2 separate regions of the Homo sapiens genome follow, and region 1 is linked to region 2. Evidence: read pairs that join two places in POLR2A ChIA-PET (ENCODE). Cell type or tissue: MCF 10A. All regions are shown on one strand.

Region 1 (4,000 bases), 57 kb after region 2:
ACGTCCACACTCTACCAGATCTCAGCCTTTTGCTTCCCCAGGGCAAACCCCTGCTAACCCCTCTTCCACACAGAAGTCCACCATCTTCATCTCCACACCATCTTCACTTCACTTCCCCTCCACCTTCACATATGCAAGCTGTTGTGCATAAATTACACAAATTATAATTATAACATTATACAAACTCTGTATGTATAATTTTAACACGGGCTTGGTAAATAGCGGAATTATGTCACTGTAATAATGTTGAAGCACCATTAGGTCATATCTGATTATTACTACCATATCAATAGTGTGTGCCCCCAAGAAAGAGCAGCTGACCACAAAGCTCACTAGTAAGCCACAGAAGAATACAGTATTGTACATGATGCCCATTCACCCCAGTCCTTTGTCTTGGCTCAGTATGGCCACATGTATAACAAGCCCAAGACCTTGAGCCACAACCATCCCTCAGAGGCATCTCCATAATTCATGCAAAGCTGGTAGCTGCCTCTTCACAGAAAGCTTCTGAATAAGGAGCAAGATAAAGAGCTATAGCTGGGTGGGTGCAGTGGCACGTGCCTGTATTCCTAGCTACTGGAGAGGCTGAAGTGGGAAGTCCCTTGAGCCCAGGAATTTTGAGTCCAGCCTGGGCAACATAGCAAGACCACCCCCCAACCCCACACCCTACACCGAACACCACCCCCACTCAAGAAAGAGAAAAAAAAAAAGAGCTGTAGGCAGTAGATCTTGCCCTGTGGACCTGTGGACCAGAGCAACTAGCAGTGAGAATCCTGGTCCTATTCCAGACCTACTAAATCAGAATCTCTTTTTCAGTAAGACCCAAGTGCTGCTCTGGGAAGAATGAAGAGAGGGGATTGATAAATTACCTGATATGCTTGACTATGGAAACTGTGCTTAGAGTCAATTAGAGGAGTGGGAAAAACCTGTGAGGGGAATAAAGAAAACTAAACAAAGGAACAAAAATGAATCATTTCACCCCCTCCCTACTCCTAAAAAAACAAGAGGTTGTACATGAAAATAAATGTAATCATATATGATACTTGGTCCCGTAAAACTATAGTTACATAGCCACAGTATTGGAAATATGGAACAGAATTTGTGATGTATTACTACTGGTGGTATAAGAGAGCTAAATCATAATTGATCATAATAGGGTATAGAAAAGTAATATCTAGAAATGGATATATAGAGAAATAGCAGCATAAATATGGTATTGTCTCTAGAAATATGCAGATAAGTACCAGATAAAACAACTGAGCACTTAAAGAAGCTGTTTCTGGGGATTCAGGAGTAATAGGTTGGAAGTGGGAAGTGGAACTGACATTTCTTAAAAGCACTTTGTCCCATTTGGTTTTTTTTTTAAATACATGTAATACATATAAAGAGCTTTTTTAAAAACTTTGACAGAATGATATTGTCTTGAGAAATATGTAGATAAGTACCACATAAAACAACTGAACCACATTTAAAAAGAAAAGACGTTGACTGGGCGTGGTGGCTCACACCTGTATTCCCAGCAGTTTGGGAGGTCAAGGCAGCCAGATCACTTGAGGTCAGGAATTCAAGACCAGCCTGGCCAACACGGTGAAACCCCATCTCTACTAAAAGTACAAAAATTAGCCAGGCATGGTGGTGCATGTCTATAATCCCAGCTACTTGGGAGGCTGAGGCACGAGAATCGCTTTAACCCAGGAGGTTGTAGTAAGCCGAGATTGTGCCACTGCACTCCAGCCTGGGCGACAGAGTAAGACTCCGTCTCAAAATAAATAAATAGACTCAAATGGTTGCCTCAGTGATGAAAGTCAAGTAAGATGAGAACGAGAGTAACCATTGAATTTGACATGAGGATAACACTGAGAAATTTGAACAGATTATAGTGAAAAGCAGGGAGGGGAAACAAATGCTGACATTTTATCATTAGGTTCCATATGAAGCATATCATATTCCTCAGCCCAAATGATTTCATGTCTAAGAAGAAGAAGTTTTTGTTTCTATCTCGCAGTGGGCCTGGGAAGAGCAGGAACTTCCTAAGAGCAGCACCACTTCACAAGGCCTCTCCCATTCAGGAACCATGACAGGCAGGGGCATCCTAGGGGCATCCTAGAGGTTCTGTTCTCTAAACCTTGGGAAATTTAGAGATCCTGTCTTTCATTGTGTAAGACTGATGACTTGGTTTCTGTCAAAAAGACCCAGATGCTATCCAATCAAAATAGTGTCTGTTATGCAATAGCTTGAGCTCCAAGTACTTTCTTCTTCTTTCCCCCAGACCCTTTCTTTTCAGTATGGCTCCGTTAGTTGCAAGTAAAAGCTCTTTTTCCCCCCTGAAAACAATGTCTTATGAGAATATGAAGCATGAGACAAAAGTATCATTGAAAGGGGCTGATAAGAGAAGTGAAATGAGGAAGGGGAAATAGATTATAGGTGATATGATCAGAAAGTTAAGCATGAAGAGGAAAATGGGACAGGAGCCTTTCAAACTAGGAAGGCTAAGGAACGATGGGTTTGAATGAAGCCACAAATTCTATTTCAGTCTATGTGCTGATGAGAAGACAGGGAGTAAGAACTAGGAAAGCTCAGTTTAAGAGGGGAAGACAAGCTTGGAAACAAAAGATGACAATAAACACATCTGCTTCTGAAACTAGGGCTCAGATCAGGTGTCTGCCATGAGAAAGGGACCAAGTGTCACAGGATACACCTGGCCCATCTTCCAGGAAAGCCTACTTCTCTTGGAGGGGACAAAGGCTAATCAGGAGAAGCCCTAGAAGTGAGGTTGCATCTGCTTGATGCAATGTCTGAAAGACATTGCAGAAGGTGCAGCCCTTACATGAGCTTTTGAGGGAAGAATAGGAGTTCATCATAAAGATAAGAGGGAACAGGCTAGTCGCGGTGGCTCACACCTATAATCCCAGCACTTTGGGAGACCGAGGCGGGTGTATCACTTGAGGTCAGGAGTTCAAAACCAGCCTGGCCAACATTGGGAAACCCCACCTCTACCAAAAATACCAACAAAGCCAGGCGTGGTGGGGCACGCCTGTAGTCCCAGCTACTTGGGAGGCTAAGGCAGGAGAAATGCTTGAACCTGGGAGTCAGAGGTTGCAGTGAGCTGAAATTGTGCCACTGCCCTCCAGCCTGGGTGACAAAGTGAGACTCCATCTCAAAAAAAAAAAAAAAAAAAAGTTAAGAAGAGACAGAATATTCTGGAAGGGGGAAGGCAAGCACTGCTATCTGGAGGCCTGAGAGGCATTGTGGGTTGAGGTAACCACACCCACTCCAAATTCAGCCTGTGGGTGGACAAGCAGGGAAGGAGAAGGGGAATGGAGAAAAAGCCCTCAGGAAAGAAGCAAGGAGACTGCCAGAGTATTTTCTTGACCAGATCAAGCTAGACCTACAGTATTTTCCTAACCAGATTAAGGTGCATAAACTTGATGCTGAAGTCACTAGGGAGATGTGGAAGGATTTTTAAGCAAAAAGTGATATGATCAGATTTGCATTTGGGAAAGATCATTCTCTTGGCAGTCTGGTGGGTGAAATGGAGCAACTGTCTTTTGTCTTAATCACAATTCCAACTCAAAGATAAATAACAAAACTGGGAAGAATGTTTGTTACAAATATAATACAGGATTGATATTTTTAAGTTATTAAAATTCACACAGATTGCTAAGAACTAGCACCAGGACCAGTCTTGAAAACAATGGGCAACTGGCCTGAACAGCTCATTTCTAGAATGTATTAAATGTCTAATTAACACATAAAAAACTCCAGCCTCGCTAACATATAAAGGCACAATAAATAATAATTTAATTAACTTGACCCATCCCAATAGTAAGGATGTGAAATAATAACTTCTCAGTGCTAGCAGGGATTAGGTGAGGGCACCTCCATTGAGGGTGTGATGGATTCAACATTTCAGGAAGGGACTGTAGAAATATGCTGATACTAGGTCGGGCATGGTGGCTCACACCTGTAATCCCAGCACTTTGGGAGACCAAGGCAAGCA
Region 2 (4,000 bases):
TTAGCGTACATTCTTATGACTTACTTTTTTATCATACACTGTTGTAAGCAAACTGCATGTGTTGTCTCATTCCATGCTCACAGCAACAACTCTTAAAAGTCAAGTACTATTACTGTCATTATTTTACAGGTAGGGAAACTGGGGCACAAAGAAGTTAGAGAACTGGCCAAAGGTCACACAGGCCACCTGGCTTCAGAATTAGTGCTCTTATCCACTCTATTATGCAACCTCTCCTCACTAGTTTTGAACTTCAGTGGCTGAGACCTACTACATGGTAGGTTCTCAATAAAAATTTGTTGAATCACTGAATTCATTTCTGCCCCATTTCACATCCATTTCTTTCCCAAGACTTCTTTGTCAGAGTTCGGTATAAAGGACTGATGAGAAATGGACCCAGGGCCTCACACTTTGGAAACTACAAAGTTCAACGATACAAACTATTGGTCCCAGAAACTCCTAATCTGAAGCTTAGCACCTCAGCTGCTGTGTCAAAAATGACTTGGATCCTTCAGGCAAGGGTGGGGTGATCATTCTTACTGATATAATTTCAAGCAGCACAGCTTCTGATAGACTGTGAATTTAAAAATGAGCAAATGGGCTGGGCTCAGTGGCTCATGCCTGTAATCCCAGCACTTTGGGAGGCCGAAGCGGGCGTATCACCTGAGGTCAGGAGTTTGAGATCAGCCTGGGCAACACGGTGAAACCCAGTCTCTACTAAAAATACAAAATTAGCCGGGCATGGTGGCACATGCCTGCAATCCCAGCTACTCAGGAGGCTGAGGCAGGAGAATCGCTTGAACCTTCGGAGCCGGAGGATGCGGTGAGCCGAGATCGCACCATTGCACTCCAGCCTGGGCAACAAGAGTAAATCTCCATCTCACCAAAAAAAAAAAAAGAAAAAGAAAAGAAATAAAAATGAGCAAATGAACATTTAAATAAATAAGTATGATGGATAAATAGGGAATGAACAGTGGTATGGATTATAATAAAGTAAGAAAGTTTCGTAAAATATTAAGTATATCACTATAATCTACATGGTAGGCATATTGGTATTCACCAAAAATTCTTTCACCTTTGCTTTATGTTTTAGAAGTGTTATGGTAAACTGTTGGGAAGGAAAAGGGGGAGGGAAGAATTGTGGGATTCTGTTGGTAACAGAGACCAGAAATACCATTGGCTTAAACAAAACAAGGGTTTTCTTGTTTTTTCTTGATGTTGTTGTTTGTTTTCATGTAAAATGAATTTAGATGGCGGTAGTCCAGGGCTGACCTGGCAGCTCAGAGATGTCATTCATGCCCCAGCCTGCTTCTGACTTCATTCTCTGCTGTCTCTGCATGTGGCTTTCAACCTCAAGGTTGCCTCATGGTTCTAAGAGGGCTGCCGCACCTCTAGTTCAAAAGTCTACATCCAAGACAAGAGGAAGAAGGAAGTACGGAGAGTGTACACTCACACTCCCAGCTATCTTGGCCTCCATTCTGAAGGATCTCTGGGAGAAACACAAGCCCACAACTTTACCTACAAACTATTGATTCCAACTTAGTCCCTTGTTCTCTGGTATCTATGAGATAGCAGAGCCTATTGAAGTACCCAAGAAAATTAGGCTTTATCACCAAGAAGAAAGGGGGACTGCATGATGCAGAAGGGACCAGCCATCTCAACCAGATACTGCACAGCCTAAATTCAAACTGTTACAATATAATCAAATTTCATCAACCCCAGTCACATCTTAATCTTAGGAGTTTTGATCACTGACTTGCAAATCCAAAAAGTGTGTTTTGAGGTCCTAGGCCACAGGAAGAACCAGTTTGTCTCACAGACCTCTTACAGAGATGGCATTTGTAGTCTATCTAGATTCCAGCTTCAGATAATATGTACTCCACTGGCAGCACGAGAAATAAATACACAGGAAAATACAATATAGCACAAACCAGGAGCTGAGGGCGAATGAAGATGCTCAGAAACACCTGCACTAAAAGTTTCCTGAAAAAGGTAAAAAATGTCAATCAGCACTGCCTCTGGAAACCAGAAACATTATATTATTTGATAACAGATCCTAAGTCTGGATGCTGGAGGTGCTTAAAAATGTGCATTGCGTCTGGCTTTCTTTCCATGTATACATTTATTTGACGCTGTAGTAAAATCTCCTCCTTCAGGTACCCATATTCATGCAAGCAAATGTTAGCAAACTGCCACAGTAGCATTTTAATTAGTGCACAACTTTCTCTCTTCACCACATTATAATCTTTTCTCATTTTGTTCTGCTGCTATTTCTATTATGATAAAAGACTTAAGTAAATATGTAGAAATACTTATATACATGGACACGCAATAATGATTCAAATAGATAAACACAGAAACACAAACACTAAGGGAGGTACGGCTGGAATTTTTCTGCAACGTGTACAATTCAATGTACTTTCACTTTTCATTTCAACCCTCCTCAGTGGTTTCCTCCCAGCAACTGATGAGAAACATCACCTCTGAGCCAATCAAAAAACTAATTCTTCCAAAAAGAGATTGTTATTATTCCTCACAATAACCAGATAGCCTCTGCTTTCTTTTTCCTTTCTTCGGAATGAGAGACTCAACCATAATAGAAAGAATGGAGAACTATTAACCACCATTCTTCAGTGGGCTGTGATTTTCAGAGGGGAATACTAAGAAGTAAGTGGGGAATGTTGATTAGAGCCTGGGCTACAATGCCTGGGAGGACAAGAGCTGAATCGCTGAGAGTGGTGAGTGGGCATGCAGGGAGAGTACTTGCCCAGGGAAAGGGGTGCAGTGCCTCTGTGTGTGTGTGTGTGTGTGTGTGTGTGTGTGTGTGTGTGTGTGCGTGTGTGCGCATGGGCACCCATGCACACATGTGGGCACATGGAGAAGAGGCAAGTAGTGCAAAGAATAAAGACCTGCAGATATTGGGATTTGGTGGAAGGAGAGGGAGACAACATAAATGAAGAAATATTCCAACTGCATGTTCTTAAGAACTTATTGTGGTCAGAAAAGGGCAAAAAAGTCGCTAAAATCTGTTTTGGCCAACACAAGCCATCTATTCTAAGAGATTCTAGAAAGAGATGTGCCTTATAGATTCATATGTAAATTTGTTCATTACAGAAATACTTATAATATAGAAAAATCTGAACCAGCATACACATACAACAGGCAGGGGGTAGACAAACAGTGCGTGGCTCTATCATAAAAGAGATTTCTATGCAGCTTTTAGGCATCATGTTTTTAATGAAGGGCAATTATTTCTCATTTTAACAGCATTAGATCCATACATTAAACCTTGTTTTGTATGTTTTAGGTACAGTATCTGTTTTTCCTTCCATTAATCATTTCCTCATAACCCAATATATGTGTTTCAATGGACACAATCTATTTCATTGTGTGAATATATAATTATTTTGTAATACTTTACTAATTTTGGCTATTTCAATTATCTACATTTGGCTACTGTATAGATTTTATTATATTTAACAACCTCAGACATAAATTTTTGTCTTAATTTCTGTCTTTTTTTTTTGCCTCAACAATAATTCCTATAAGTGGAACTTTTGGGTAAAGCATACAACTTTTTTTTTTAATAGCATTTCCTTGGTAGAGCATGTAACTTTTTAAAGATGCTTGCTGTATATATGACCAAAATGCTTTGAGAAATATTTATATTTCTACTACCAAAGTATATGATTACTACTACAGAGTTTTAATTTTATTGATTGACTAATTTGTAGAAATGGGGGTCTCATTATGTTACCCAGGCTGTTTTAAACCCCTGGGCTCAAGGAATCCTCCCACCTTGACCATCCAAATTGCTAAGATTGCAGGCATGAGCCACTGAACTTTTATTCCTTTATGCTTTTCTTCATTTGCAATATTGACTATAATCAGGAAGAAAATATAAACATCCTTTAAAAAGAATGAAAACATATGTCTCACTCTAAGCAGAGCAGAGAAATTGTTAACTTTGAAACCAGTGATAATAAAAATGATACCCCTTCTA

The links. ChIA-PET counts read pairs that join two places held together with the same protein. Peaks named below come from ENCODE experiments on the same cell type or tissue, not always from the same donor. Only the 100,000 strongest peaks of a DNase experiment are listed, where the experiment ranks them.
Region 1: POLR2A ChIA-PET joins it to region 2 with 9 read pairs; 2 of 35 experiments call an interaction of 5 or more read pairs at or near these places.

Annotation. Positions count from the first base shown.
Region 1 is chr6:26,495,012-26,499,011 of GRCh38, forward strand. All of the region lies in intron 1 of LOC107986583 (a long non-coding RNA gene), which reads right to left. Among named protein-coding and RNA genes, the nearest start is that of BTN1A1, 3.3 kb to the right of the region's middle. In MCF 10A, no CTCF peak of the experiment used is centred here; no DNase peak of the experiment used is centred here.
Region 2 is chr6:26,437,985-26,441,984 of GRCh38, forward strand. BTN3A3 (butyrophilin subfamily 3 member A3) reads left to right here and starts at 2,520. Exons shown (of 11, transcript NM_006994.5): 1 at 2,520-2,664. In MCF 10A, no CTCF peak of the experiment used is centred here; a DNase peak (open chromatin) is centred at 2,447.